Linked DNA regions of Mus musculus: region 1 is linked to region 2. A link is a loop called in an ENCODE intact Hi-C map of the cell type or tissue named here. Cell type or tissue: left cerebral cortex. All regions are shown on one strand. Each heading gives the region's core, and the rest is flanking DNA. Links, peaks and the distances in the headings are about the cores only.

Evidence for each region. A loop is a pair of places that touch in the nucleus more often than their neighbours do. Peaks named below come from ENCODE experiments on the same cell type or tissue, not always from the same donor. Only the 100,000 strongest peaks of a DNase experiment are listed, where the experiment ranks them.
Region 1: a loop joins it to region 2, with 2.7 times the contacts of the local background. A loop is called at or near these places in 9 of 42 quality-filtered maps.

Annotation. Positions count from the first base shown.
Region 1 is chr6:22,274,562-22,289,949 of GRCm38, forward strand. It overlaps Wnt16 (wingless-type MMTV integration site family, member 16), which reads left to right and starts at 13,666. Exons shown (of 4, transcript NM_053116.4): 1 at 13,666-14,040; 2 at 14,220-14,467. The coding sequence starts at 13,946. In left cerebral cortex, for the core only: a CTCF peak has its summit at 14,298; DNase peaks (open chromatin) are centred at 13,577 and 14,346; H3K4me3 peaks cover 1,218 bases.
Region 2 is chr6:22,113,624-22,129,552 of GRCm38, forward strand. Cped1 (cadherin-like and PC-esterase domain containing 1) reads left to right here. Exons shown (of 22, transcript NM_001081351.1): 7 at 5,839-5,981; 8 at 7,361-7,433; 9 at 8,634-8,801; 10 at 9,929-10,033. Among named protein-coding and RNA genes, the nearest start is that of Cped1, 140 kb to the left of the region's middle. In left cerebral cortex, for the core only: a CTCF peak has its summit at 8,548 (motif pointing right); a DNase peak (open chromatin) is centred at 8,575.

The sequences.
Region 1 (15,388 bases), core at 12,889-15,388, 170 kb after region 2:
AATCTCACCTATAGCTGAAAAACTATTGGCAGCTTATGGCTGCTGATGGAGAGAGAATCAGTTTTCTTCAGAGAGAAACTACAGCTATACCATATTGTGCATACAGGCAACACTATGGGCTCAGTGGGTTTAAAAAGAAAAAGAAGAACACACGAAGTTCGGAGGGGCAAGTGGTGGTGGAGATAGAGGAGATAATGGAGCAGAGGGAATAGAAGGATAGATTTGATCAGAACATCCCATGTATTAATGAAAATTTCAAACAGTGAAAATAGATGCAATTATATTTTTAAAGAAGATACCACTTCCAAATCATGAGGGGAGACTGACAAAATTGCTGGGCATTGAGTGTGAATTTGGATAAACACACAGAAAGCCAAGAACTCAGGAACTCACAGAGAGTGACCCGTGAAAACCAGGGAGAGATGAAGACAAAGAAGGACTCTAAAGTTTCCGTTAGTGAAATTAAGATTTCTGATATTTACTGCGCAACACATCCACTGTAACATACAACTGTGTATTGTATATCTTAAAATAGTTGAGAGTAAACTTTACCTGCTTTGTGTGTTTTTTGAAAATAGATAATTCTTATACAATGTATTCTTATTACAGTGTTCCCTCCCTATTCCTCCGAGTTTCCCCCAGCTTCCCTCCCATTCTGTTCCATGACCTTTGTCTCTCATTAGAAAGCAGGCATCTAAGGAACAATATTAAAATAAAATAAAGTAAGATAAAACAAAACAAACAAATCAGAATAGGTCAAAACAACCAAACAAGAAAAGGAGCCAAAGACATTAAAAAAAAAAAAAATAGAAGAAGGTATATAGATCCAGAGGCATGGTAAGATGGCTCAGTGGTTAGGAGCACTGACTACTCTTCCGGAGGTCCTGAGTTCAAATCCCAGCAACCACATGATGGCTCAAAACCATTTGTAACAAGAACTAATTCCCTTGTCTAAACACAGCTACAATGTATTTACATATAATAAATAAAATAAATCTTTTTTTAAAAAAAGAAAAGAAAAGGAGTCAAAGACATGCAAAGAAAGAAAGAAAGAGGGGGCTGGTGAGATGGCTCAGTGGGTAAGAGCACCCGACTGCTCTTCCAAAGGTCCGGAGTTCAAATCCCAGCAACCGCATGGTGGCTCACAACCATCCGTAACGAGATCTGACGCCCTCTTCTGGTGTGTCTGAAGACAGCTACAGAGTACTTACATATAATAAATAAATAAATAAATAAATAAATAAATAAATAAATAAATAAATGAAAGAAAGAAGCCTATAGATCCAGAGGCGTACAAGTTAGCACACAGGAAAACCCTATAAAAACAACAACAAAAATTGCTTAAACAGCTTGACTTCTCCATGTTCAATGAATTATATAGGTGTTTTACGGCCTTACCATTAGTTTGTGGAGAGCCTTGGCAATAGCCTGCGTTGTTTGTGGGCTCCTATGGGACCCATTTGGACAAGAACTTGATTAAATGTAACTCATTCACAGTACTGGAAGCTTCATTTGGTGACAGATATCGAGGTGGGCCTCTGTCTCCAAGCTTTTCGGTGATTTCAGTTAGATCACCTAATTTTAGGAAGCTTTTATTCTGTTAGGTTTCCATGCTACCCCTCAAATTGTCCTTAGTTTCAGTTGTCCCTCCCTGTATTCTCTCCCTCATCCCTCATCTCTCCTCCTCCTATTCCAGTTCTCCACCCTCATGCATCAAGAATTATCTATTCTATCTCCCCTTCCTAAGGAAATTCATTTCTCCCCACTAGTCTATACTCTCTACCTGACTTCTGCGAGTTGTACCTTGATTATTAATGGCATAACTGCTAACATTTACATATAAGGGAGTACATACTATAGTTGGTAAATCTTTCCTGAGTTACCTCTCTCAGAATAATTTTTTTCTAGTTCCATTCATTACCTGTGAATTTCATGATTTGAGTTCTTAAATGGCTAAGTAATATTTTATTGTGTAAATGTAGCACAGTTTCTTTATCTGTTCATCTGTTGAAGGACATCTAGGTTGTTTCCAATTTCCGGATATTACAATAAGAGCAACAATGAACATAGGAGAGCAATTATCTCTGTAGTAGGATAGTGTCCTTTGGGTATTCGAGAAAGAGTGGTGTAGCTGGGTGTTAAGGTAGACTGACTCCCATCTTTGTGAGGAATTGTCACACTCATTCACATAGTGGCTGTACAAGTTTGCCACCAATGATGTATGAGAGTTCTTCTCACTCCACATCCTCACAAGCATGAGCCATCATTTGTTTTATCGATCTTGACCATTCTGATTGATTTAAGATAATCTCAAAATCGTTTGATTTGCATTTCCCTAATGGCTAACAACATCAAACATTTCTTTAAGTGCTTCTTAGTCATTTGAGTTTCCTCTTTTGAGAATTTTCTGTTTATCTCTGTAGCCCATTTTTAATTGGGTTATGTGTTTTCTTGATGTTCAGGTTCACTATATTTTGGTTATTAGGTCTCTTTCAGATGTGTAGTTGGTAAAAAAAAAAAAAAAAAATCTTTTCCCTGTCTGTAGTCTGATTCTTTTCTAAATGGTAAGTGTCCTTCACCATACAGAAGCTTTTCAGTTTCGTGAGGACTCATTTATTAATTGTTGTTCTTAGTGCCTGTGCTATCAGTATTCATTTCAGAACATCATCTCCTGTGCCAATGAGTTCAAGGCTAGCCGCCACTTTCTCTTCCGTCAAAATCAGTGTATCTGGTGTCATTGTGTTTGATGCATTTGGAGTTGAGCTTTGCGTAGGGTTGTAACTATCAAAGACATACTAATCAATGGAATAGAATTGAAGACCGGGAAATAAGTCCACATATCTGTTTTTTTTTTTTGTTTTTGTTTTTGTTTTTGTTTTTTATACAAAACTGGGAAGCACACACAGGGTGGGGGTGGGTGGAAAGAGAACCTCATTAGAACTTCAACAAACTTCAACTGTCCTCATCACAAAAGAAAAAAAGAAAGAAAGAAAAGAATCATTGGTGTTTGAGGTGATGCCTCGGTTAGTGAACATCATTCATCTAACACTGTGAGGCTGATCATAGCAATACTTCATATATAACTCATATATAAAATATATAATTAAAAATATTCATTTTGTAATAAAATCTGAAAGGAAAACTAGTCAAATGGAAGATGTAAGGTAGAAAAAAAACTATTAGTAACATGTGGATTAACATGAATAATTATAAAGATAATAAGATAAAGGCTTAGCAAGTATGGCATTGCATGCTTTTGATCCTAACACTTGGAAAGCAGAGATAGGTGAATCTCTGTGAGTTGTAAGCCAACTTGGACTATATAGCAAGATCTAGGCCATGCAGGACTATACCATGTTGTCTTCACAACAATAATATAAGGCTCAGTGTTAATGTAACTATAATCTTGAAATAGTCACACTAATGATTCAAAAGACTTTTAAAAGTATTGCGTTCAGCAATTGGTCTGAAAGTTGTAGAATATGTCTAAGATTTTTACAATTTCAAAAGTAGTAAGTAGGCCGAGAGAGGTGACTCAGTGCTGACACAAAGCACTTGCTATACGAGTGTTGCAACTGGATTTCAGACCTTAAGCACCCATGTAAATCCTGGGCTGGTGCAATAACAGGCCTACAGTCCCAGGCAGGGAAGAGACAGGATCACCACAGCAAGATGAATAAGTAGAATCAGAAATTTCAATATTCAAGCAAGAGACCCTACTTACATAAGGTATAAGGTATAACACACACATATGGTAGATATAAAAAAGTGGTCAAGAAAGACATCTGACATCAAGCTCTGACATACACTAATAATTAATAAACAACAACAACAATAATAATGTAACAAAGAAGAATACTAAAAGAATCAATTGAAGAAATAGAAGTTACTACTTCTGGGGAAAGAATTAGCAAGTGAGAACCTGGGAGATTCTCCTTTTGTACATGACTCGCTGGACCATCTGTGCCACTATCTAACTTTTTATAAGCCCTGTTGTTATCAGAATTGTTACAGGAAGATCTCTGTATTCAAGGTGTCCCTGGCTCCAGTCTATTATATGTCTTTGGTCAGATAGTATTGTTTAAACATTTAAAAAGTAGGCACACAAAAACCCCTCGGCTTGATGAAGTTACTAAGAACATCTAAACCCGAAGGAAAAGCAGTCCTGTGTGAGCCCAACCTTCCTACCCTCTTCTGCTTTCTCCAGCTGTGAAATATATTTATGACTGGAAAAATGCTTTTATTTGCTCATTTTTGAATTCCAAGGAGGACACACCTTAAAGAAAGCAATTGCCAAAAGTAACCTTCTATCACAATGTTACTGGCTGCCTTAAATCATCCTGAAAGCTGTGTCAGATCTCTTTGCATGTAGCCATCACACACATGTAGTATGTGCTTTATATGAAAGCTGCAAAATACATAACCTCTTAACAAGTAGTTGTGACTAGTAAATGAGTCAGAATACTGCTTTTAGTATTTTGATGTTCGTCTACATACTTCAATGGTATTTCTCAAATGTAACAGATTACAAGACAATTTTTCAAAAAACTATTGCTGTATGTATGTGAGTCTGCATGGGTGCACACATGTTTGTGGATATGTGTAGGTAGAGAGGACAACTTTGTGCAGTTGGCCCTTTTTTGGAGTCAGTTCTCCTCCTACCTGTCCGTGGGATTAAACTCAGGACCCCAGGCTTGCACAGCAAGCACCTTTACCCACTAAGCCCTCACAGGCTCTCTTTAATTATTATTTTTAAATTTTAATTTCATCCAGCTTTCCAACCTCCTATAAGTTAGCTTATTCCATATGTTTCAGGGCCACTTGCCTAAGATGGCAAGGTATGAAGAATGACGAGTTCATTTTAATGTTAAGAAAGAAGACTGAAAACAAAACAAGATAACATGTTCTACAGGTGATTGATCGTGTAATTTCCCTTTTCTCTGAATACAGTCCAGAACATGCGCACTGCAGCTGTGTTACCTTCAGCTTAGGTGACACTCTACAGTTTCTTTTGTTTGGTTGGTTAGTTGGTTTGGTTTGGTTTGGTTTGGTTTGGTTTGATTTGGTTTGGTTTTTGTTTTGTTTTTTTTCCGAGACAGAGATTCTTTGTGTAGTCCTGGCTTCCTGAAACTCACTCTGTAGACCAAGCTGGCCTTGAACTCACAGACATCAGTCTGCCTTTGCCCCATACGTGCTAGGATTAAAGGTATGAGCCACCTTTTCCCGGCCTGCCTCGCTATTTTGAGGACCTGCGATAAATTTTACGACACACTGCGGAACCAATTAGCATCTCTCTGCCTCTTTGAAATGTCTGGACTCTCCTTTCTTCCTTCTATGGTGAGAAATCTGACCTGATTTCTCATCTGAAGCATGGTTGGTGAGTCTCCAAAGGAAACTATTCCACCCTCCTTCTCCGTAGCCCTCTGTATCCTCAAAAGGAGCAAGCTCTCCACTTCCCGATGCCTCTTTCCAGTATCAGGTCTTGAATAAGTGCTTGGTCAGAGATTATATTATGCTTGTCCTTTAGCCTGAGGTTTGGTGTGAATGTTGGATCAGCTCTGTTTTATCTATTGGCCATGCTCTCTCCAGTTTCAGAGGATGAATTTTGCATGGTCTCACCCTACTAAGCAGCTTTTTTTTTCTCTCCATAACACTGATATTTACTCAGTTCAGTGCCCTGCATGCATGCTTTCTTCATCAGAACCCCTAGGGCTAGGGGAGTGGAGCATGACACGTTAGATTCCAGCACTGAACCCCACCCTGTGCTGCCAACAATTACTGTAAGATTAAGACACGCTGAGGGCCAAATCAGTTCCTGAAAGGGAACTCCTTCCACTAAAGCCTGCCCTAACTCAGTTAGCCTATAAGGCAAATATTGCTTCACTCCCCACAACAGCATTAAAAAAAAACTGAGTCCACCGTATTGGCCTGCTGCTGGTTTCACGAGCGAGCCCCGGGGGGTTCGGACAATGCGCTCTTGCTGAAATAGCAACTGCAATCTCTGATTCAGTCGGCTGGATTCCGATTCTGTTCTGGCATCTGGCCCAGGATATCAAAATTGTGGTTTTGCAGCCCGTTTTGGAGGCTGCTCCACTAAACCATGTGACAACCCCAAACAGTTGGTCTGGCACCAGAAGACTTCATCGGATTGTGAACTTGAGAGGCCTCGAGTTGCCTGTTTTTGTATTGATGCCTCCCTTCCCATAATCATTAACAGAAGGTGGGAGGCTGCAGTTGGAACATACCTCACACCTACTGAGCACTTGTGTTTTTTTGTCTCCGAGCCCTCATAAATCTCCTGGCTCTGTGCATTTGCCCACTCGAATCAGAGCTTTCTCCAGGGAAAACTCTGGTAAGAATTATTAGCATAGCTCAAAATGTTTTCCTGGTAGGTAAGCACATGACATGGCTGCAGACTTACCATAATGACTTAACAATCTCAGTTTACTTACTGATTTTAACACTAGAAGAAACAAAAGATGTGACATCTCTGGTTAAAGCCAGGTAGAAATCCCCTTGGAACTTGGGCAGGTCACAGCTAATTTCCTATTGAAAAGTGAAGGACCTGTACATCGTTGCCAATGCTGGTGACTCTGAAGTTATTGCTTCCTGCAGCTACCATTCTTATAAAAAGCCTCCTTGTCTGTTAAAAACCATACCACTCAGCCATTACTGAGTGATACTGTGTGTTTGGCCCTGTGGTAGACAATGGAAGATGCAAACACTTCCTCATAGTCTATGACTTAAAGACACATAATATAACTGATGACTGATATCTATCGGGGCACACTGGATCACTGTGAAAGGATAGCAAGTTTGGAGAAAAATGTTGTGCTAGAGATCTCCAGAGATGTCAACATTGGGCAGAAAGGAGTATAAAGATGGCCATCTCCTAAAGTGTTGTGACCTCAGAAAGGGATATAAAGATGGATGTCCCCTAAAGTGCTATGATCTAGAAACTGGTTGAGTGGGAAAGTGATTGAATGAGAAGGAAAAATTCTAATTTTAGTGGCAGAGTGTCCCAAGAAATTGAATATAAATATGGAAGCATATTTTTATGCCAAAGAAAAAAATTAATTCAGGATGAATACAGAGAATAGAGACGGGGTGATTTTAATCAGAAATAAGGGCTACTGATAAAACCCTGAATGAATCAGAGGGCTTCAAACTGACATTAAGAAAGATTTAAAAATAAGAATGGTTCCAGTCAAGAAGATAAAAGCATCAAGGTCAGGTTTCTAGGTGATTCGCCTCCTGTAAAGACTGGGGCCTGAGTAAACACCAAATGTCATTAGTCTATTGGCCAGGTTCAAGAAACTCTGTATTCATTTGCTTGCCAGAACCACATGAGGGTTTAGTATGGGAGGTGAAACACCGTGAGGAGGAGCCCTTCACACATGTGTGCAGCATCAGTGTTAGCTGGCTCTTGACCGGCAATTTGTTGACTAAATGACATTTATGCCATCACAGCATTAAGTGTAATTACACAGACTCCCAGTTGGACTAAGATGAATGTGGTCAAGACTAAATGAACTACCTCAAAATTTCTGCTTGTACTACTTTAATAAAATGCTTCTAGGCGAAGCAATTTGTTAGGTTTTTTTTTTCCTTTGTAAGGAATACTGTGTTCACTGGTATAAAGTTCAGAAAAAAAAATTTAAAGGAATACTTAGATACATGGTCTCTGTATATAGTTCAGTTTTGTGTCTTCTACTTACCTGGACTCTAGGTAAAAACGACCCTTCTTGTTTGCACAGTTTGCTGTTTCCTCCCCCATTCTAAAACCACTGCATGCTAGCTACACATACTCAGAGAAAAGAGTCACCCTTGAGGCCGATTTTAAGGTGAACTCTATTAACTCTAGGGCTGGAGAGATGGCTCTGTGGGTAAAAGTGCCGACTGTTCACAAACCATGAGGCACTGAGTTCGGATCCCAGTACCCATGTAAAAGCCAGGCATGGCTGTATGAGTTTGTAACCCCAGCACTGTGAGAGGTAGAGACAGGGTGATATATGGAGCTGGCTGGCTTCCAGCCCAGCTCCAAGTTCAGTGAGAAAGCAGGAAACCTGATGTCCTCCTCTGGCTTCCTCATTCATGTACCTGCCCATATGAGCACATGCCATAGACCACATTTAAACACATACATTCGCACTCACACACACAAAGACCCATATGGTATTTTAGGCAAGATGGAAGGAGATGCCCGCTTTCTATGAACAGCATGTGAGACTTTTTCAACCTTGAACTACAGGACAAGTCAATAAATACCTACCTTTTGTAGCTGTGGAAACTTAAAGAGAACACTCCCATCTCTTTCCAGACCCTGCTCTTTCTTCCAAGGTGACCACTGGTGTTTCCCCCTACCCTAAGGCTGCCATTCCTACAAGCTTTTCTGGCCACCAAAGGACAGCGGGATGCCCGGAACACAATTCTCCACCCCCTCCCGGGAGCCAGTGGCCACAAGCCCATGCTCTGTTCCACACTTGCAGAATCCAGGTGAACTTTAAAATAGAATGGATGGAAACCCAGTTATGTGAAAAGCCACGTCTGGTCTTCTGTTCTGTCGTGGGAGGGAAGGCCAGCTGGGTTGCTGTTGGTATCAGTTTCCGGTGCCTAAGTCTCTGTGATCTGCAGCAGAAATTCTTACAACAGGGCCCTTAGAAGTCTCGCCCTCTGATGGGCTGCCAGAGGCAGAGTCCAAGGCATATCTATGCAAGCAGACTTTTTTACTGAGTTCCCAGGGACTGGGAGAAAACTCCCAGAGGGAACAGGCTCTGCTGGCTTCTACATCTAGTAACCTACAACTGTCTCAGGTTAGAGGTGGGATTTATTGGCAACTGAATATTCTTCTGGTTCTCTTAGTAATCTGGACAGAGATGACCACACAGATGGGAGGGAAAATGCTGGGGGGGGGGGGGAGCAGAGGGAAGAAGCTCCTGGGCGAAAGCCCTTAAAAGCCTTGTGTTTTCTCCCAAACTTCTTTCTCAGAGGCACAGCTCAGAACACCCCCTTCTTGCGGAGGGAATAAGTTCAAAGCCATGCTCTTCTTATGGAGCCAAGAAATTACAGATAGTTCAGTCGCCTGTGAAAATCCGAAGACATATTAATAGATTGATCAAATTTGGGATAGTAAGCTCAGGGCACGAGGTGGGATTAATCTTAGTTCTCACGCCTTTCGGGGTGTGGTGGCTCATTCATGCTTTGCCCTCCAGCACTCAGGAGGCAGAGGCAGGCACATCTCTGTGTTTGAGGCCAGCCTGGTCTACAAAGTGAGGTCCAGGACAGCTGTGGTTACAGAGAGAAATCCTTCCTTAAAAACAAAACAAAACAAAACAAAACAAAACAAAACAAAACAAAAAAACCAACCAAATAAATATATTATTTCTCACTTCTGGAACAAGCAATAGTGTGGATCTTAAAATATTTTGGGACACAGGTATGGTTCCATGACAAAGCACTTGCCTAGCATTTATGAAAGCCTCAGTTTGAACCCTAGGAAGGCCCTCTTCAGCCAATGACCACTCACAGAGGTGGCACCCGCATCCGTGAGAGGCATAGTATACCGAGCATAAGGCCCATTGGTCAGGTGAGATTTTTGTCCCCACCCCCACCCCCGCTCCAAATTACAGAATTAAAAATATTAAATAACATTTGGCTAAAGAAACAAAGTAGTTGAAATCTGTATATGTATGGCTAGATTTAACGTATCTTTTCTGTTATTCCTCTAATCTTAATAGAAAGCATTAATGTCTATTAGCAAGAGTAGAGATGAGCCCCCTTGATTTAATAGACTAAAATAGCTCCTAAATGAGTTCTTGATTTCATCCTCCAGGATGATGAAGTACTTATAACATATTTAATTCTGACAATAAATTTTCATTTGATCTGATTAGAATGTGGTGAGTTACAATCTGACCATTTAAAAAAATATTTCCTATTCTAAAAATGTATTTCATTGAAATTCAGAAGGAAGCACGCTGTGAAGATATAAGATGCTCGTGCCCCACCATGTCTCAAGGAGACATGCGCCTGTCGAGCCTGCAGCTGTCCTACTGTTGGTAGGAGAGCCTCAGTAAGAGATTCACATATGACCGACACATAGCTTCTAAGCATTCTGAGATGACTCAGACTTAGAGTTCAGGTGTGTTATGTAGATCACTGCCTCTGCCAAGGGGCCATCCCGGGACAGCGTCCCAGGATAGTGCTCCTTCCACTGTTGTGTCCACTGCCCCACTCAAGTCCAATTCAGCAAGGACAGGAAAATGGAAGCCTGTCCCAGCAAACTGCCACCTGGCTCAGAGACATTGGCTTCTCACAGAGATCTTTGGGAGACCTTCCAGTTTTATAGGTTTTGTTCATTCCTGGAAACAAACAAAACAGTAGCTGCTGCGTGCTTTGTGTTAAAAATACAATTAAAAAATTTAGGCCCTAATATTTAACAATCTGAGATTTTTTTCGGAAGAAAAGCAAATGGTAGCTTTGAATGAGGATATACACCAACATGTGTAGTCAACGGGCTGGGCTGCCTAAAGTAAACTTGGCCACTGGCTTTGTGCTACTAGAAGAGATATCTCTAGCAAATTTCCTATCTCCCCAAATGTATTGCCTTATATACAAAATCTGTACACATTAACTATGGAGAGTAGCATTCTGTAATCATTGAAAGAGGAAGGAAGGAAGGAAGGAAGGAAGGAAGGAAGGAAGGAAGGAAGGAAGGAAGATAAGAAGGAAGGAAGGAAGATAAGAAGGAAGGAAGGAAGATAAGAAGGAAGGAAGGAAGATAAGAAGGAAGGAAGGAAGATAAGAAGGAAGGAAGGAAGGAAGGAAGGAAGGAAGGAAGGAAGGAAGGAAATGAGAGAGAGAGAGAGAGAGAGAGAGAGAGAGATGAGGCCTCTGAACTGACTCAGTGGTAAAAGGTGCTTGCTGTCAAACCTAATGACTTGAGTTTAATCCCCTCATGGTGGAAAGAGAGAACTGAACCCTGTTGATTATCATCCTCCAGCAGCCAAAGGTCTACCTGTGCAGGCATAAGTAGCGGACAGGAAAGAAAGAAAGAAAGAAAGAAAGAAAGAAAGAAAGAAAGAAAGAAAGAGAGAGAGAGAGAGAGAGAGAGAGAGAGAGAGAGAGAGAAAGGAAGGAAGAAAGAAAAGAAGAGAAGAGAAGAGAAGAGAAGAGAAGAGAAGAGAAGAGAAGAGAAGAGAAGAGAAGAGAAGAGAAAAGGGGCCGAAGAGATGGCTCAGTGGTTAAGAGCACTGACTGCTCTTCTGAAGGTTCTGAATTCAAATCCCAGCAGCCACATGGTGGCTCACAACCATCTGTCATGAGATCTGATGCCCTCTTCTGGTGTGTGTGAAGACAGCTACAGTGTACTTACATATAACAATAAATAAATCTTTTTTTAAAAAAAAAATGAAAAGAAGAAAGAGACAGAGTAAAAGGAAATCTGCGGGCATATAACAGGCTCTCACTTGTGAAAGTTCACAGAGCCTGGCACTCACCTGTCTGCTCACTGAATGTCAAGTGTACCCCTCCAGCTGGGTGAACTAATGGACACGTCTACTTTGTTATAAAAGCCCTAGACCACATGAAAGAGACACTATAGGACTGTCTTGGACCTGAAAATGTTGTGCTGGTGGGCTGATTCCCTAAATGGCATGTTCTGATGTCTCTCCCAAGGCTTTAGCAGAATGCCTGTGCAGCACTGGATCCCTAGAGGAAACATGAAGGCAGGATTCAGCAGGCTCGTCCATTTGGCCCACAACTCTGGATTATCCTCGCTGTGTGTTCACGGCACACTTTACTTCCCACACTGACTGTATCAGAATGTAATTGTGAGTTTACTTGTCTGTTTTGTCAAGTAAATTATGATCTCTACAGCTGTGTGGTTCAGTGCCAGTCTCACATTTTAACCCAAAGCAGTCTCAATATATATTTCTGAATTAAAAAAAAAAATCAAACACAGTTGGCCTTTAAAAATCAGCTTAAGCAATTGATGTTCTCCACACCCTCTACCCAAACCCAAGATTGCACCCTCTCCAGTTTCCCTTACAAGGAAGAAATGTCTCTATTTTCAGCCTTTAGGCCACTTAGGCATCTGTTCGGGATGTTCCTCATCATGTTAATCCACTCTGTGAGCTGCGCTTCAAAAGACTATCTGCTTCTCCGGGACCAATGGCCGTGGAACAGCTATGGGTGTACTCTGGTCCCTTCTTGGAGAGGCTTAGAGGATAAAGTGGGCTTGGATAAAGGCTCCGACTTTCAGAGAGGCCACTAGCTATTAGCCAAAATATTTCTGGATCAGTAACCATACCCTATCATCAACTTGACTTTCTAAAAATTACAGTGTGGTTTTAGGACCTGGTACGTAGTGTGCGCGCAGTGCTTGCTGGATAAAGGAGTGAATGGGACAGGATGGGTGTGTGAGTGAGCTTTGATTGACCTTAAGTGAGGCTGAGTATTAAAAGCAAGCAAAAGCTGTCCAAGCCTTTCAGCGCTGAGGCTAAGTGTGGTCACCCACCGAGATGATAGCACCTGGAGAGTTTACTAACATTCCAGATGTCCTCTTGGGAGCAGGTGAAAACCCTGTGCCTGTAAGTAGAGGAGGCGGGGCTCTCTGATACCACAACAAAGCATATTCCTGGCACCTTCAAAGGGTTCTTGAAGACAAAACTCTGACTGCTTCTCAGAACCCTTCCTGCTTCTAAAGTACATTTGGTGAAAGCCTAAGCTGCCAATTCCATTTACCTATAATCTCTGTTACTGATGATCAGAATTCATCTGGCCTTAGATTTGTCTGCCTGGCTGGGTTTTACACTGGTGGAAAGGGGTCTTATTTCCACAAACTTCCATAGGTCTGGGCATGCAGTTGGTGTGGGTGCAGGATTTCTGTTGTCGTTGTTTCCACTCGGTAGCCCTGTGGAAGGTATCCTTGGGTGGGGGGTGGGGTCAGTGTGGGTCAGAAGAGGGTAGGGACAGCGTTCATCTATTTGGAATGCTCTAGTCAGCTCTCACCCATTTGTCTGCCTGCCATTTTCCCCCTTAGAAAAGCCTGTGCTCCCAAAAGCTACAGAAATAAGACAAATGAGAAAAGCCATCACAGAACCTAAGTAAAATACGGGGAAATTTGATGGAAAGCTGGAAATAAATGTGTATACAATGACACGAAAAGAACCCTTCTCGCCTATCCTCTCCGCTTCCAAGGGTGGAAAGATCAGCTTTTTGTGGTATCAATTCTGACCTTATAAAGATAATTCACCAGTGAGAAATACAAGAAAGAAGAGCAGAGTGCTCCGCCCCCCTCCCTTCGGGCCCCCCCACACCTTTACCCTTTTTACTCAAAGGGTAAATCTAGATGTGGCTAGATTTTCTCTCAAGGATGCTAAGAAGTGCTCATCGTTTCTTTGCTCTCCGCTTGACTCAGTCTCGCAGTGACCTCCTCTAAGGACATTGTGAGAGGAGGAAAGGTCGTGACACTCCCAGGTCTAGTTAGACAGTCACGGAGGCTCAGCCCAGGAGCGCCCCCCGCAGAGCCCACTGTTAGCCAATGAGACACTGAAGTTTCCAGATGGTGAGGTACAGGGTTGCTGCTGAGCCAATCAGACTCCAGGCGCGGTCAGGGGGGGAGGAGATGCGAGGAGAAGCCTGGGGCGATGGAGACACAGAGACATCAGCAGAAGTTTCTCACCTTGGAAAGTGAGGGAAGCTCCCGCATCTCCAGCTCATCCTCACCTCTGCGCCAGAGGACCTTAGGCTACTTTCTCCGCCTTATCTTGCCTAGGGGACTGCTGATAGTCTCTGTCCTTGCTGCCCTGTTTAATGTTACCTTCCAGGGGAAAGAGAGCAAGGAACAACTGGGTGCTAAGAAACTGACCCCAGGCCCTGCGGGCCTCTGGAGAGAGGAGACAGAGGAGGAGTGGCTGGGGCTGGGGGTCTCCATGCGTGGGCCATGGACAGAGCGGCGCTCCTGGCCCTGCCCAGCTTGTGTGCGCTGTGGGCAGCCGTGCTGTCGCTGCTCCCCTGCGGAACCCAGGGCAACTGGATGTGAGTATGGGCTCTGTGGAGGCATATAGGGTGGCTGGTCAAAGGAATGACCCAACTAGTGGGCTTTCAACTTGAGGCTGGGAGAGAAGGGGTGGAGACCCTAGGAACGCTGACCTAATGCTTTTGGGGTGGGGGAGGGAAAGGGGAGAGGCTTACCTCAGGGGTGCCGCGTCTTACAGGTGGTTGGGCATCGCCTCTTTCGGGGTACCGGAGAAGCTGGGCTGCGCCGACTTGCCGCTGAACAGCCGCCAGAAGGAGCTGTGCAAGAGGAAACCGTACCTGCTGCCTAGCATCCGCGAGGGCGCCAGGCTGGGCATTCAGGAGTGCAGAAGCCAGTTCCGACACGAGAGGTGGAACTGTATGGTCGCCACTACCACTTCCACCCAGCTCGCCACAGCCCCCCTCTTTGGCTATGAGCTGAGTAGCGGTGAGTCACCAGGACCCTCGGGGATGGTAGGACATACAAGGCGACAGCTTTTCTGCGCGTTCCTTCGATAGAGTGTATAGCGCCTGCACAATTCGGTGCTGGCAAGGTCTTCAATATGGAACATTTGGTGCGAGGTGGGGGTGGGGGAAAACTGGGGCAACAAGGGCCAGCCCCCAGTGTGCAGGTGCGGCCCTGGGGAGGGACGTCCGAGATCTACAGAAGGACTCTTAGAAGGGCTGAAATTCTCCTTGCTTCCCCTGGCCCCTGCCAAAGTTTCAGAAAAACTGAGTTCCTATCCCGTCGACCCCAAGGACCCCATGGCGCCCCGCTCCGTGGGTGACCAGCTGGACAAACATGAGGTCTACAGCCGAGAATGATGCAGCCGCATCTGCTTTGATTTAAGCAGCTCTGTGGCGCCCAGAGCTGCGGACAAGTGGCAATTGAAGCACAGCCGCACGTTTTACTGACTCCTGGGAACACCAGGTTTAGTGCACGATGGTGATTTTTTTTTTAAGGGACTGTCACCTGAGCGCGACTTCTGTGTCCCCCACTTTTCTGTTTCTTCCATCTCTCCTTGACCGGGCGGGAGCTCTCTCTGCGGTACGGGGAAAGTGCGGTGGAAAAAGAAAAAGTTCTTCCTACAGACGTGGTGACTTAGCGGGGCTAGTGGTGCTAGGATGCTTCCTGAGATATTAGCAAAGTAGGAGTTTTAGGCCTGAGGCACTGAAAGATGCGCTGTCGTTTTTTTAAAGTTCATTTCCGTTCGTACTGCACTTTGACCCTTCTCCAGTCAGTTTCTGCACGCGCCTCCACAGAGCTGTGCGTCCCAGCTCTGAGTTTTGTCTGGCAAGTGATGCTGAAGGATCCCTGGCCTGGGGGTGGGGGTGGGGTAAGGGCTAAGAACCAGGAGGAGAAAGAAAA
Region 2 (15,929 bases), core at 7,463-9,962:
GAAAGGTGTATTTTTAATGTGATTTTACTTTTTAGAACAGATGCCTGCATCAGAACCCTCTGGAATTTATGTTTGGGATTTTTGTTTTCACTTTTATTCCTATGGCTTAAAACCATATGATCACTGAAATTTCAAAATTTTCAATGTATAGGCATATTTTTAATTGAGAATTATAAAATAATCAAAACTATTTTGTATATGAAATATATCACCATAAATTTCTGAACTACTTGAATTACTTTAGATACATTTTCAGGATTCTGCAGAACAAACTGGTTGGATGAAAGTCAGAGATGCTTGATGAGCCTCAAAAAGACAAAATAATCATGTCCAGCAAGAGCAATGAACTTAAATTCCATCTGCATTAAAAAAATATGCCAAATACATCTTATTCCCACTTTCACTTAGACAGAGAGGCAGGAAGCTTGGGTCCTGCCTATTTAATTGAGTTGCGTGTGAGTTGAGTGTGAACCTTAAGTGGTTTTTTGTTTCATTTGTTTTTTTTTTTTTCCTTTTGAGTGTCAATGAATACCTGAAACCCTCATGCTTTAAACCTCATGTTACGTCATTTGTTTTCTCTTCTGGATTGTTCTTTCCACCATGCAAGCTTTCTGTGTACTATTTCACACCCTGGTCAAATAACAGCAAAGCCCAGGGTAAACCTGCGCACAGAAAGGGCCGAGTCCACGAGGACCTAATGTGGAAACAGCCGGTATTTTACTGTTTGCAGGAGCTAGTCAACAGAGCAAGGGGAGAATGAATGAGGTTCCGTTTTATCTTGTTTCATTTTGAAAAGTCCTGACTATTAAACTCAAGCAACATTCTTTTGGACCTTGGTGACAGAAACTACCTGTTGTCAAGACAGGATAGAAAATGGCCAAGAGGCTTGAATTTCTCTTCAACTATGTTAATTTGCACAGTAACATAATGTATGCTATATTAACCCTTTTATGTGTCCAGTTCGATAACATGAACAATATGTATACTATTGCACATCTCCAGACCTCTGGGCACTACTGAAATCCTATACTACCCATTACTAACAACTTCCCATTCTCTCTCCCCCTCAGCCCCTGCTAGGACTTTGGTGTCCCTGCACAGTTGACTTCTCTAGACACCCCATACCGAGAGGATCTGTGGTTTCTGAGATGGTTTCTCCCTTAGATAATGTTATCAAGGTTCATCCACACTGTAGCATGCTACAGAATTATTTCCCATTTAATGTTAGGTAATACCTGTGTCTCCATAGAGTATTTATTTATATCCTTTCATTTATCCAAATCTACTTGGTTGCTTCCATTTTTGAGCTACTGAAGCTATTGGTACTATGAGCATGTGTGTGCAATTATTTCTCTGTGATCTGACCTCATGTCTTCTGATAGACAATGCTGGGCCAATGATAAATCTATTCTTTTTTTTTTTTTTTTTTTTTTTTTTGCTTTTGAGAAATCACTTCTTTATATTCTCTATGGAGTTTGTGGATCATATCATAATTTCTTTATGTATCTATAACTATGGGTGTTTTTGAAGATAATTATCAGATAATAATCATCCTAACTGGTATGAGGGCTTACCTTGCTGTAGTGTTAATGTGTATTTCCCCAGTAATTGGCAGTATTGTTTACTTTTTTACATAGTTAATGTAAATACTAATACTTAAATTTCTAGTACTCTTCAATCAGAGAGGACAAAATGTCTTTCTTTCTTTCATTCACCATAACACCAAAAGAAGCCATGGGGAACTTGATTTATTACGTACAATACTATGGCACACAAGCCCAGATCAAAATATATTAGTATTCTGGTGAAGGTTCCTAGTTAGTCAAGGACTTTTCTTAAAGAAAAACTAATATTGGTTAATCTTCCATCTCTTTTCTCTAGCTCTAGGATTAAATTTTCTTATCTTAAAAACTCTTTCAAATAGCCATAAACTTCTGTTTTTCAAAATCTTTATTAAAAGTCACTGTGAAGAAAATGCATATCGTTTCATTCTAGTAAGGCACACACAAGAAACAAATGCCATGTAGATAATGTATCTGCAGTACAGGACTAAGCCCAGCGTCTTAGGTTCTGCCAACGAGCTATATCCCTAGCCTAATACATTGTTTTAAAACTACACTATCTGGAAGCTGTTGTAAACAATTCCTCTAATGCTTCTATAAAGCCATATTTAGGATTCTTCCTTCAATAACCTTACTAAACCCTGATTCTGCCTCAGATACTGGGATGTCAAAAGTAAAAGAGGTAACACCCAGCCTAAAATATCTCAGTCTAGAGAGAAGAAGAGACAAAAAGATCAACAGGTCTGAATCAGAATAACTAGCATGCATTAATCAATAGCCAATCAATACGTTGAGAATAATTTGTCCATTCTCTCTCATGAGGGAATAGAAATATTGGGATGGTGATGAGGTACTCAAATCGGGTGAAGAGTCAGGACACTTTCAAAGTATTTTAAGATCTCAAATGCACAGTAAAAGCTTACCTCTAAATACTTTGGCACATTCTCAGTTTCTCCCTTCCACCTTCAATTCATAATTGTGGTTCACTTATTCGTGTCTCCATTGCTTGAATGAATTAACGTTGTAAATGCTAACACATCTTACTGATTTTTTTTTATACCTACAAATGAGCAATGCTGTTTAAGCTGCCCATCTTTACAACTGCGATCTCGCAAGGTCATTTTCTATCCATTTACTTAGCACTAAATTTGGGTGGTGGTGTTGCACAGACAGGAAAATGAGTAGTCTGTAAGACAGAGTAACATCGTGAGTAGCTTTACTCATTCTGCGGTTGTCCTTGCCTGTTTTGATTGGAGTTTTCAGAGAAATCCTACTGTGTACCCTAGATTGGCTGTAAAACGTTGCGGTAAAATCTCCAACCCAAATAAGCCCGTGTAAAAAAAAAACACAACTCAATTAATATGAATACAGGCCATGTGCCTAGATCGGGGAGATCTACCACACACTACTATATTCCCCAGCTATGGGATTCCTTATAACTTGTGGTTCCTCCAGGCCAAGTGTTTCTGCTCCATTTTCCTTCCACTTCCTCCTCTGTTGCCCTTTCTCCCCCAACACCTCCCTGCCCCTGTCCTCCTTCTCCCCCAAAACCTTTCAGCTCCACCTTCCCTTCCACTTCCCAATCACTGGCTCTAGCCTTTATTTTACAAGTTAAAATGGGCAGAAGGTTCACAAGAAGCCACCTGATTCACTCCTCATCCCAGGCAGCCCCTTGTGGGGAAGCAGAATTAGCATCAAAATACAGGGCTATCCACAACCGTAAATGAACTATGCAAGTCAAGTGGTCTTCAATATCTTCTGCCTACTTTTTGCCACATGAGTTGTTGAGTTTTTGTTCAAGGCCCCAATTTCCTTGAGAAGTTACACTGTCTTATTTATTTAACTTAGAGATGTTGACTGGGGGTAGGATGTAGCAGTGTCATGAGGAACTTACTGAAGATGCACTGTTGCAACTCCTAGCACTCAAAAAAGGGGGGAGAGCATTATCCATCATTCTAAAAGGACAGAAGTGCTTGCTTAGTATTTAGGGTGTGTCTCCATGTTTCAAATGAGCAGCAAGGTAATGTTAGGTTGCTCCTTCTTGGATTTGTAGGGGAAAGATGACATCTCCCGAGTGAGATGTGTTTCAGGTACTGATATCAAATTGCCTCTGATTGGATGCATTCTGCGAGGTCATCAAGGATGTGTTATTGTGCATCTGAGTGCATGAAGATGCACAGATCCCAGGTAATATGACAAAGGAAATATCATTAGCTTAGTCGTTCACAGTGAAAACAGAAACAGGAATGAGTTGCTCATTTAGTCTAAGTGATTCATGGGGAATAATAAATGTATTATTCTCTCTCTGGGAGACTTGCTGCAGATCTCTCTCTCTCTCTCTCTCTCTCTCTCTCTCTCTCTCTCTCTCTCTCTCTCACACACACACACACACACACACACACACTAGATACCAGATGGCGCTCCTTTTATTTATGACATGTGATGTTTGTTGACATTGTGCTGAGTAAGTTAAATAAGTATGAAGAACAGGAACTGCTATTAATCCCATGGAGTGTCCATGTGGCACAGAGCCAGAGTTGAGGTGCAACCACAGTGCTGGAAATGTGTCCCCAGGTCACAGAATGCAGGCTTCCTACAAGATGGAAATCTTACCAAAGTGCTAATGGATTAACTGAGTAGACTCTCTGTCCACTGCTGGCTATTCTGGTTATTGATGGAGAGACAATCACCTTCACACCACGGGAGTAAATACAATCCCAAGATACTAATTTGCTGGTCTCCCATATGGAGGCCGTAATTTGACACTTAGTCTTGCACACCACATTTGCTATGCAGAACTTTTCAACATTGATATATCATTAACCTTAAACTGAGTGACACTCAGGTGACATTTATGTGGAAAGGAATGCACAAATATCATTAGCAACCCCTTCTATATACTATGGTGAATGTAGTGAAATTTATATTGCTTATATTTAGAAGCATGCAATGTTATTCTAATTTGACTCACGGATGTTAACGATTTTACTGTTAGCATTAATTTGTTTTCTTTTAATTATACAATTACTACATTCATTTTCCTAAGTAAAACAGAAAAATACCTCAGTTGCCAGATGCCATTGATATGTTCTTAGGGTCTTAACGTCTGGTCTCATTAGATTTCTGGTTTTGGCTTGTAAAAGTTTATGATTTTGTTGTTTATGTTGGGGAATTTCCCTGGCACGTTTTAAAGATATGGCTACTATTTTCCATTGATTATTTCTGCCAACCTTTGTCCTTCATGATCATCACGACGGATGTTTTCCGTGTGTGAGCCTCTGCAGCTCTGACAGGTTTAGCCTCTTCTTCCAAAAGCATTCATCAAATACCTGCTGCATGTTTTCTCAAAAAATATTTTTTGTTCTTTATCTTTGAAAGCCCATGTTTATCTAGAGAAAGTCTGTGACTCAGTAAGACTTGGTTTATATTTTTGAAAAATATTGACATGAAATGTAATGCTAAGCATCTTCAAAAGGTAGTTTTGTCTGACGACTCATAATATTTAAGGAAATAAGGATTGCTGTTTGTGAGGCTAACTGTATTGTCGACAAGAAGACATAGACACTTGAGTTTCTCCTCCTCCTTAATCCTACCTTATCTTGTCCATCACAGGAAATCTTAGATTAAAACATTATCCCAGTCCTGTGATTCTCCCAGGTTGTTCTCTGGCTGTTCCAGGTTGCCCCCAGGGAAAAAAAATGAGATAAAGGGAAACAACTTTGAAAGATATTTTTATTCTGATATAGTCAGAAAATTGGTCATTAAAAACCAAATAATTTTATCGTTTATACTGGTTTTCCAATATTTTTTCCCCGTGTTGGGCACACAGCTTTCTTGTGAGTGGGTATTAGCCTCATTGTAAAGGGAGGAAACACAAATTTGAGGAGAGAGTCAGAAGTCCACTCTCCTGACTGATAGAGCCACATGTCAAGCCACAGAGCTCAGATTGCGACCCTGATACTACTTTAGGTGCACTCTCCTTCCAATGATCCCATACTCTAAGAAAAATGGAAAGAGAATGCCAAGCTGAGTTGTAAGGTATTTGAACCTTTCTCTTTTTCTTTGTGACTTAAATGAAAAATGTTTAAATCTTAGATTCTCACATTTTTCTATTTAAAGGGTTTTTTCTTGTTTTTTGTTTTGTTTTGTTTTGTTCATTCGTTTGTTTTGACATGGAGACCCTAAAGGACCCTAAGGATCACTTCCTATCACTGACCTTGGAAACAATAGGCAGATAGAAATTTATTTTGCCATGTCTGTTTTTTTTTTCCCCCAGCTGCAGATGTTTTTTGAGACATTCCTGAGGACCAGTTCGCCTCTGCAAGCACTGGACAGCATGAAGGAAGCCATTAGCAAGCTCCTGTTGGTAGCTGAGGTGTTTAGTGACGCATCTACTCTGGGACCAAAGACCTTCAATAGGTGAGCAAGAGACAGACAAAGACAGAGTCAGAGACAGAGTCAGAGACAGAGACAGAGACAGAGACAGAGTCAGAGACAGAGACAGAGACAGAGTCAGAGACAGAGACAGAGACAGAGTCAGAGTCAGAGACAGAGACAGAGACAGAGTCAGAGACAGAGACAGACAGAGACAGAGACAGAGACAGAGACAGAGTCAGAGACAGAGACAGAGACAGAGACAGAGTCAGAGTCAGAGACAGAGACAGAGACAGAGACAGAGTCAGAGACAGAGACAGACAGAGACAGAGACAGAGACAGAGACAGAGTCAGAGACAGAGACAGAGACAGAGTCAGAGTCAGAGACAGAGACAGAGACAGAGTCAGAGACAGAGACAGAGACAGAGACAGAGTCAGAGTCAGAGACAGAGACAGAGACAGACAGAGACAGAGACAGAGACAGAGACAGAGACAGAGACAGGCAGGGATTGAGGGAAGGAGGGAAGAAGGGAGGAAGACTCTAAAATTTATTAGTGTAAAGCTTAATTATGGAAAGTAAATAGTACTTGGAAAAGTGTATGTCACCACATTATAATATGATCTTTTAAACATACATGGCCTCATTTACAGATTCTAAGACTTCAGAGTTTGGTACATGCCATTTTTGTATCCAAATAGTGAGAAGAAATAAAATTCAGGGTTTTTCATACTATCACCATCATAGTCATCATAGTCATAATCATTTCTTTTTCAGCAATCTTACTTTGCGACATACACTAGCCTCGGACTTATGATTCTCCTGTCTCCACTTCCTAAGTGCTGGGTCTACAAGCTTGTGCTTGGATCCTAAAATTAATTTGGAATTGTAGACAACTTTAAAGTATTTTCAGCAAATATACTAAGTATTGACTGCATATAACTTTGCCTAGATGTAATGCATTTTGTTCTCAAATGTCCTAATGATTTCAGATGCTGAGAAAGAAACAAAAGCTTTTGATGGGAAAATGGGGTCACCTCTGTTCTCGGACCTCAGCTTCTTTGACTCTAGCTTATTTGCTTTATTCTAAGGAAATGTTAACTCTAGTTGTCCAAAAAGAGAGAGGTGCTCATTCCCACACTTTCTGCACATGTCTGTGTTAAAAATAACCATATCAGGGTTCTCATGGAATAACATCATTAGCTAATGTAGTATATCATGCAAAATGGAGGCCTATTTGCATTTTCTTTACTGAACAAAGGAGATTCAACCCCACAATCAGTTTCATGTAATTCCCTATTATGCATGCTACTGACCTTTTAACTTATTGAAATTTAATAGTATCAATTATTAACAATGCTACAATAGCAGAGTAAGAGTAGCTAAGAGACTCTGATGTCCCGTTACTTTGTTCTTTCCCTTCTAGATGTATACAGTGTTTTCAGCTTTTAACCTTTGATGTTGGTTATGGAGATTCAGGATATCCTGTGGTGCTCCAGGTGAGTGAGCAGGATGAAGGGTGTGTATTGGGGGGTGAGAGTGTGTTTTCATTCACAGCTACCAGTTGGTTAATAATAACTAGCATTGCAGTCAGTACAGGCTGATGCACCCATGGCTCCTAACAAGTGGGGAATCTGTGAACTCTAATAACCATGGCAGACACACCAGGACAAACACCGAGTTTCCTGTAGTTCCCCAAATTCCCCAAATTCATGAACAAAGATGGTATTAAGTCAAATACGTGTTCACGGAGAAAAGCAAGACATATCGGTAATAGCAAACAGGTGACTCAGGGACTTTCGTGGTGTTGTGAAAAGATAACTCTGTCCTTGGTCTCCATTTTAAGTAAGAAATCTGTGGGGACTAGACAGACTGCTCACTGGCAGAATTCTTGCCTGGAATGTACTAAGTTGTAGGTTTTATCCTAGCAATACAAATAAACAAATTAGTTTTAAATTTTAATTTAAAGGCATAGAAAGTCCTGTGTATTTTAAAAATGTTTTTCTGGTATATGTACCTATAAATGTGAGGGTTTTTCTTTTTAGTTTTCTTTGAGTTATAACTCTTTTAGATTGCAGCATATTTTTTTTCAGATCTCAGCATATTTTTCTTCTAAGCAGCCTTCAGTGGTAAAGATTTTAAAAATTGAATCCATTAACTTATTTTTTAAAAGCTGTCTATTGAGCTATAAAGTGGGAAGGTAAGGGAAAGAAAATAATCTAATGGGTAACCAGAGTTCAACTCTACTAATATTTACTTTTTTCCCAAACTATAATATTTGCAGTTTTAAGATTCTTCTATAAAATTTTCAATCTTACAGAATCTTTAAGTGGCCATTCACTTTTCAAATGTAATCGTAGACATCAACCTTTTAAAAACGTGTGTTTGGGGAAGGATGTCATGTCTTATCTTCCGTGGAGAAATATAGTAAGCTATAAAGCGTTTCAAGATAAATGAACGCACTGTTGAAACAACTTTTGGTATAGCATTGGAAATGTAAATGAGCTAAATACCTAATAAAAAATGGAAAAAAAAAAAAAAAAAGATTGGCATCTTCCTTCATCAGAAGCGGTCCTCACGTTTACAAAACTGTTAGCTTCCAGAAGACCACTAGATGGCAGCTCTGGTCTACAATCCAACCTGGAATAAGCCAGGCCTTAAGGGCTCCTTTCACTGTACTGGCTTCTCTTCCTTCAAAGGTACATGAACATTTACATTTTCACGATGATGAGAATTTCAGCGCGGAGGACCAAAATGCGGAAAATATTATTTTAAGGGATACTTTCGACTTCCTCTTCTCCAATGCGTCTTCACTGTCCATGGTTTCTGAGATGTTGCAGAGGCGTGACTCAGCAGGTGCATTCGTGGTAAGCTCACACTTGCACACTGACAAGCGGTTTTGCAGTCACCGGTTATTTTTATTGTGCGATTTAATTCTTTACTTGAAATTAATTTGTAATTATTACCTATTATTGTGAGCTTCTGGATTTTTTTTTTTCTGGTCTAAGGGGCAACATTGTTTTATATTGACTCAGTGGGCCTGTGAAAGGTTATGAAAGAAAGTGATGTAAAAAAGCTCACAGTTGTTGAGGAATATTCATGGATACTTTGAAACAATGGTAGATGTTTATACACTTTAGGATACTTCACAGAGGCTCTTAGAACTCTTTAAAGGCAATCTAGGATGCCAGGGTACTCCAGGATGACTCCAGGGGAACTGATCTAAAACATTAATTTGCTTAAATATTCATGACTGTTAGCACTGCAAGCTAGATGCTGACAGCCAGGGTGGAGTGTTTCAGAGGAGTGCTGATTTTTTTTTTTTTTAATGGTAGGCTAGCACAATGGTTATACACTAAAATCTCTGTACAGGTTATCATAGTATATTCCTCCATTGTTTTTTTTTTTTTTTTTTTTTTTGAACCCCATACTTGGAGAATTTGGAAGACGAGAATGTAAAAATTCTCACAAAGGTACTGATAGTGTCTGTCATACACACCTCTTCCCACAGCATCACTCCATCTCAGGGTCACACTAGGAGGCAAATACTTGTGTGGAAACCTGGGCTGGTAGGTGCAAGTCTATGAAACCCTTCACCGGCAGTGATCCACACTGGGGCTACCTGCACAGATGCTCTGAGATATTTTCACCTCTAGAGCACTCAGAAGGCCCAAGGGGGAAACTTGCATTCCTAAACTGTGGTCCCACACATCCTGTCTCCTGCACTCACAGCCCCCACCCCCTTACTACCAAGGTACTGTTGGCTTAGCTCAGACAGTTGGTCTTATCAAGTATGTTTTTTTTTTAAATCTTTGGATAGTGTTGTGACAACATATCATTTCTGTGAATTCTATAACTTTAATAAGTTTAGCTGTTACAGAGTGTTACAGAGTTTGATCTATTTATTAAGAAGGAGTGAGGAAAGATGGTTGACTGGTTCCAAGTCACTTAATGCTTTTTTTTTTTTTTTTTTTTTTTTTTTTACCCTTTCTAGGACGGAAACTATGAAAAGGAATTAAATCAGTGCCTGTCATTCGAGGAAATTCACTCAATTAGGACTTTTGTAAAGGAACTTGGGAGTTTGGGACAATTCCAACTGGTAAAACAAAAGTGACATTTCTTTCCACTTGGTGACTGACATTATGATATTAATAGATTAGCCATAAACTGCCCGATTTTCCCCCTTCAAACCACACACAGATATTTCTTTACAACGCTTTTGTAAGCTGTTTCCGTCCTTTGGGGAAGATGTCGATGCTTTGCTTTAAGAGTTTGCTAATAATATGGACTTTACCAGAAGTAAAGGGTATGACATCACAGTAGCTGCCAGGGTGTCACAGGTCTCTGGGGAAGATGTTGCTATATTTCCAAGGTCTTTCATTCTTAGCTTTGGGGCATGTACAAGCAACCAGTTTGTTACTTTTTAATTACTCTTTTGAGGAAAAATAAGCATAATTAATATAATAAGACTTTTTAAAACAGCCTAATCTTAATTGGTAGTAGCAATATCACAGGAGTTCAATAATAGAATATATGCTAGTAGCATCCTCATAGCAGCTCTTGCAGGTTTCAATCCTTAGAAGGACAATGCTTTGCTCACCCTGGAATTTTTGGGATGTTCATCAATTTATTGGTCAATATCAAAGCTTCGGTAATAACTACACATGACTGTCCGTGTCTAATGCGTTTTCTTTCATTTCTGCCACTAATGTAGACTACAGAAAATAATTTATATTTTACTTGATATGTCTTTGTATAAATCTATGTTCAAATAGTATTTCAAATTAATTGTTAAGGTACTAATGTGATGCGAGGTTCAAAGATTCCTTGTAGCTCTTTCAGCCTGTATACATAGGTTACTTATGTGAGTTGTAACCAGAAGACCAAGCTAACCAACAAAAGACTGACATATTTTGTACAACTCAGCCCCATAGTATAGAGGACTGAGAGTAAACCTTGTGAACCTAAGACAGTGTTACCAATATACTGATTATCTTAATTGGTTTACATGTATTAAATAACAGTCTAGCTCAATGGCTTAGGTACCCACTCACCTGTAGGAACTTATCACTCGTGATACTGTAATGCAATCGGCCTCTGCTGAAACAGGAGAAGCAAAGGAACAAGGGAAACTCTCAGTTTCTTGACTCAGAGTAGAGGCAAGATAGCCAGTTTCCTCTTTTTGTGGGATCCGTAGTTCTCAGCCTGGCATACTTCGCTTGTAGCACAAAAGGACTTCTCTATTTCCCCCACTGCCTGACTTCCTCTATTACCACGCCGTTTTCAGGGTTTGATTGCTGGAAAGGAGAGATCCATTTATAGTCACTGAAAAAGAAGGGGGGAAAAAGTGACTCCATTGGGAAATATGATCATCAACTGCTTTTATAATGCATTTAAAAGCAACCTTTAAAAGCCTCGAAAAAGTACCAAAATTTAAATTATAACGGTGACCAATAGATCCAATAGATTCTCTCTCTCTCTCTCTCTCTCTCTCTCTCTCTCTCTCTCTGTGTGTGTGTGTGTGTGTGTGTGTGTGCGTGCGCGCGCGCGCGCGCGTGCACGTGTGTGCACATGTGTGTATACAAGCGTATACCAGTAAGAATGGCGATCAGGATCTTGGTCCGGGACCCGCCGAACTTAGGAAATTAGTCTGAACAGGTGAGAGGGTGCGCCAGAGAACCTGACAGCCTCTGGAACAGGCAGAAGCGCGGAGGGGCTGAGGCAGCACCCTGCGTGGGCCGGGGACAGCCGGCCACCTTCCGGACCGGAGGACAGGTGCCCGCCCGGCTGGGGAGGCGACCTAAGCCACAGCAGCAGCGGTCGCCATCTTGGTCCGGGACCCGCCGAACTTAGGAAATTAGTCTGAACAGGTGAGAGGGTGCGCCAGAGAACCTGACAGCTTCTGGAACAGGCGGAAGCACAGAGGCGCTGGGGCAGCACCCTGCGTGGGCCGGGGACAGCCGGCCACCTTCCGGACCAGAGGACAGGTGCCCACCCGGCTGGGGAGGCGGCCTAAGCCACAGCAGCAGCGGTCGCCATCTTGGTCCGGGACCCGCCGAACTTAGGAAATTAGTCTGAACAGGTGAGAGGGTGCGCCAGAGAACCTGACAGCTTCTGGAACAGGCAGAAGCACAGAGGCGCTGAGGCAGCACCCTGTGTGGGCCGGGGACAGCCGGCCACCTTCCGGACCAGAGGACAGGTGCCCGCCCGGCTGGGGAGGCGACCTAAGCCACAGCAGCAGCGGTCGCCATCTTGGTCCCGGGACTCCAAGGAACTTAGGAATTTAGTCTGCTTAGGTGAGAGTCTGTACTACCTGGGAACTGCCAAAGCAACACAGTGTCTGAGAAAGGTCCTGTTTTGGGCCTTCTTCTTCGGCCAGGAGGAGGTCCAAATACAAGATATCTGCGCACCTTCCCTGTAAGAGAGCTTGCCAGCAGAGAGTGCTCTGAGCACTGAAACTCAGAGGAGAGAATCTGTCTCCCAGGTCTGCTGATAGACGGTAACAGAATCATCAGAAGAACAATCTCTAAACAGAGTCAACTATAACTACTAACTCCAGAGATTACCAGATGGCGAAAGGTAAACGGAGGAATCTTACTAACAGGAACCAAGTCCACTCACCATCACCAGAACCCAGCACACCCACTTCGCCCAGTCCAGGGAACCCCAACACACCTGAGAACCTAGACCTAGATTTAAAAGCATATCTCATGATGATGGTAGAGGACATCAAGAAGGACTTTAATAAATCACTTAAAGAAATACAGGAGAACACTGCTAAAGAGTTACAAGTCCTTAAAGAAAAACAGGAAAACACAATCAAACAGGTAGAAGTCCTTACAGAAAAAGAGGAAAAAACATACAAACAGGTGATGGAAATGAACAAAACCATACTAGACCTAAAAAGGGAAGTAGACACAATAAAGAAAACTCAAAGCGAGGCAACACTAGAGATAGAAACCCTAGGAAAGAAATCTGGAACCATAGATTTGAGCATCAGCAACAGAATACAAGAGATGGAAGAGAGAATCTCAGGTGCAGAAGATTCCATAGAGAACATCGGCACAACAATCAAAGAAAATGGAAAATGCAAAAAGATCCTAACTCAAAATATCCAGGAAATCCAGGACACAATAAGAAGACCAAACGTACGGATAATAGGAGTGGATGAGAATGAAGATTTTCAACTCAAAGGTCCAGCAAACATCTTCAACAAAATTATTGAAGAAAACTTCCCAAATCTAAAGAATGAGATGCATATGAACATACAAGAAGCCTACAGAACTCCAAATAGACTGGACCAGAAAAGAAATTCCTCCCGACACATAATAATCAGAACATCAAATGCATTAAATAAAGATAGAATACTAAAAGCAGTAAGGGAAAAAGGTCAAGTAACATATAAAGGCAAGCCTATCAGAATTACACCAGATTTTTCACCAGAGACTATGAAAGCAAGAAGAGCCTGGACAGATGTTATACAGACACTAAGAGAACACAAACTGCAGCCCAGGCTACTATACCCAGCCAAACTCTCAATTATCATAGAGGGAGAAACCAAAGTATTCCACGACAAAACCAAATTCACGCATTATCTCTCCACGAATCCAGCCCTTCAAAGGATAATAACAGAAAAAAACCAATACAAGAACGGGAACAACGCCCTAGAAAAAACAAGAAGGTAATCCCTCAACAAACCTAAAAGAAGACAGCTACAAGAACAGAATGCCACCTTTAACAACTAAAATAACAGGAAGCAACAATTGCTTTTCCTTAATATCTCTTAACATCAATGGTCTCAACTCGCCAATAAAAAGACATAGACTAACAAACTGGCTACACAAACAAGACCCAACATTTTGCTGCTTACAGGAAACTCATCTCAGAGAAAAAGATAGACACTACCTCAGAATGAAAGGCTGGAAAACAATTTTCCAAGCAAATGGTATGAAGAAACAAGCAGGAGTAGCCATCCTAATATCTGATAAGATTGACTTCCAACCCAAAGTCATCAAAAAAGACAAGGAGGGACACTTCATTCTCATCAAAGGTAAAATCCTCCAAGAGGAACTCTCAATTCTGAATATCTATGCTCCAAATACAAGAGCAGCCACATTCACTAAAGAAACTTTAGTAAAGCTCAAAGCACACATTGCGCCTCACACAATAATAGTGGGAGACTTCAACACACCACTCTCACCAATGGACAGATCATGGAAACAGAAACTAAACAGGGACACACTGAAACTAACAGAAGTGATGAAACAAATGGATCTGACAGATATCTACAGAACATTTTTCCCTAAAACAAAAGGATATACCTTCTTCTCAGCACCTCATGGTACCTTCTCCAAAATTGACCACATAATAGGTCACAAATCAGGCCTCAACAGATTCAAAAATATTGAAATTGTCCCATGTATCCTATCAGATCACCATGCACTAAGGCTGATCTTCAATAACAAAATAAATAACAGAAAGCCAACATTCACATGGAAACTGAACAACACTCTTCTCAATGATACCTTGGTCAAGGAAGGAATAAAGAAAGAAATTAAAGACTTTTTAGAGTTTAATGAAAATGAAGCCACAACGTACCCAAACCTTTGGGACACAATGAAAGCATTTCTAAGAGGGAAACTCATAGCTATGAGTGCCTTCAAGAAAAAACGGGAGAGAGCACATACTAGCAGCTTGACAACACATCTAAAAGCTCTAGAAAAAAAGGAAGCAAATTCACCCAAGAGGAGTAGACGGCAGGAAATAATCAAACTCAGAGGTGAAATCAACCAAGTGGAAACAAGAAGAACTATTCAAAGAATTAACCAAACGAGGAGTTGGTTCTTTGAGAAAATCAACAAGATAGATAAACCCTTAGCTAGACTCACTAAAGGGCACAGGGACAAAATCCTAATTAACAAAATCAGAAATGAAAAGGGAGACATAACAACAGATCCTGAAGAAATCCAAAACACCATCAGATCCTTCTACAAAAGGCTATACTCAACAAAACTGGAAAACCTGGACGAAATGGACAAATTTCTGGACAGATACCAGGTACCAAAGTTGAATCAGGATCAAGTTGACCTTCTAAACAGTCCCATATCCCCTAAAGAAATAGAAGCAGTTATTAATAGTCTCCCAGCCAAAAAAAGCCCAGGACCAGACGGGTTTAGTGCAGAGTTCTATCAGACCTTCAAAGAAGATCTAACTCCAGTTCAGCACAAACTTTTTCACAAGATAGAAGTAGAAGGTATTCTACCCAACTCATTTTATGAAGCCACTATTACTCTGATACCTAAACCACAGAAAGATCCAACAAAGATAGAGAACTTCAGACCAATTTCTCTTATGAACATCGATGCAAAAATCCTTAATAAAATTCTCGCTAACCGAATCCAAGAACACATTAAAGCAATCATCCATCCTGACCAAGTAGGTTTTATTCCAGGGATGCAGGGATGGTTTAATATACGAAAATCCATCAATGTAATCCATTATATAAACAAACTCAAAGACAAAAACCACATGATCATCTCGTTAGATGCAGAAAAAGCATTTGACAAGATCCAACACCCATTCATGATAAAAGTTCTGGAAAGATCAGGAATTCAAGGCCAATACCTAAACATGATAAAAGCAATCTACAGCAAACCAGTAGCCAACATCAAAGTAAATGGAGAGAAGCTGGAAGCAATCCCACTAAAATCAGGGACTAGACAAGGCTGCCCACTTTCTCCCTACCTTTTCAACATAGTACTTGAAGTATTAGCCAGAGCAATTCGACAACAAAAGGAGATCAAGGGGATACAAATTGGAAAAGAGGAAGTCAAAATATCACTTTTTGCAGATGATATGATAGTATATATAAGTGACCCTAAAAATTCCACCAGAGAACTCCTAAACCTGATAAACAGCTTCGGTGAAGTAGCTGGATATAAAATTAACTCAAACAAGTCAATGGCCTTTCTCTACACAAAGAATAAACAGGCTGA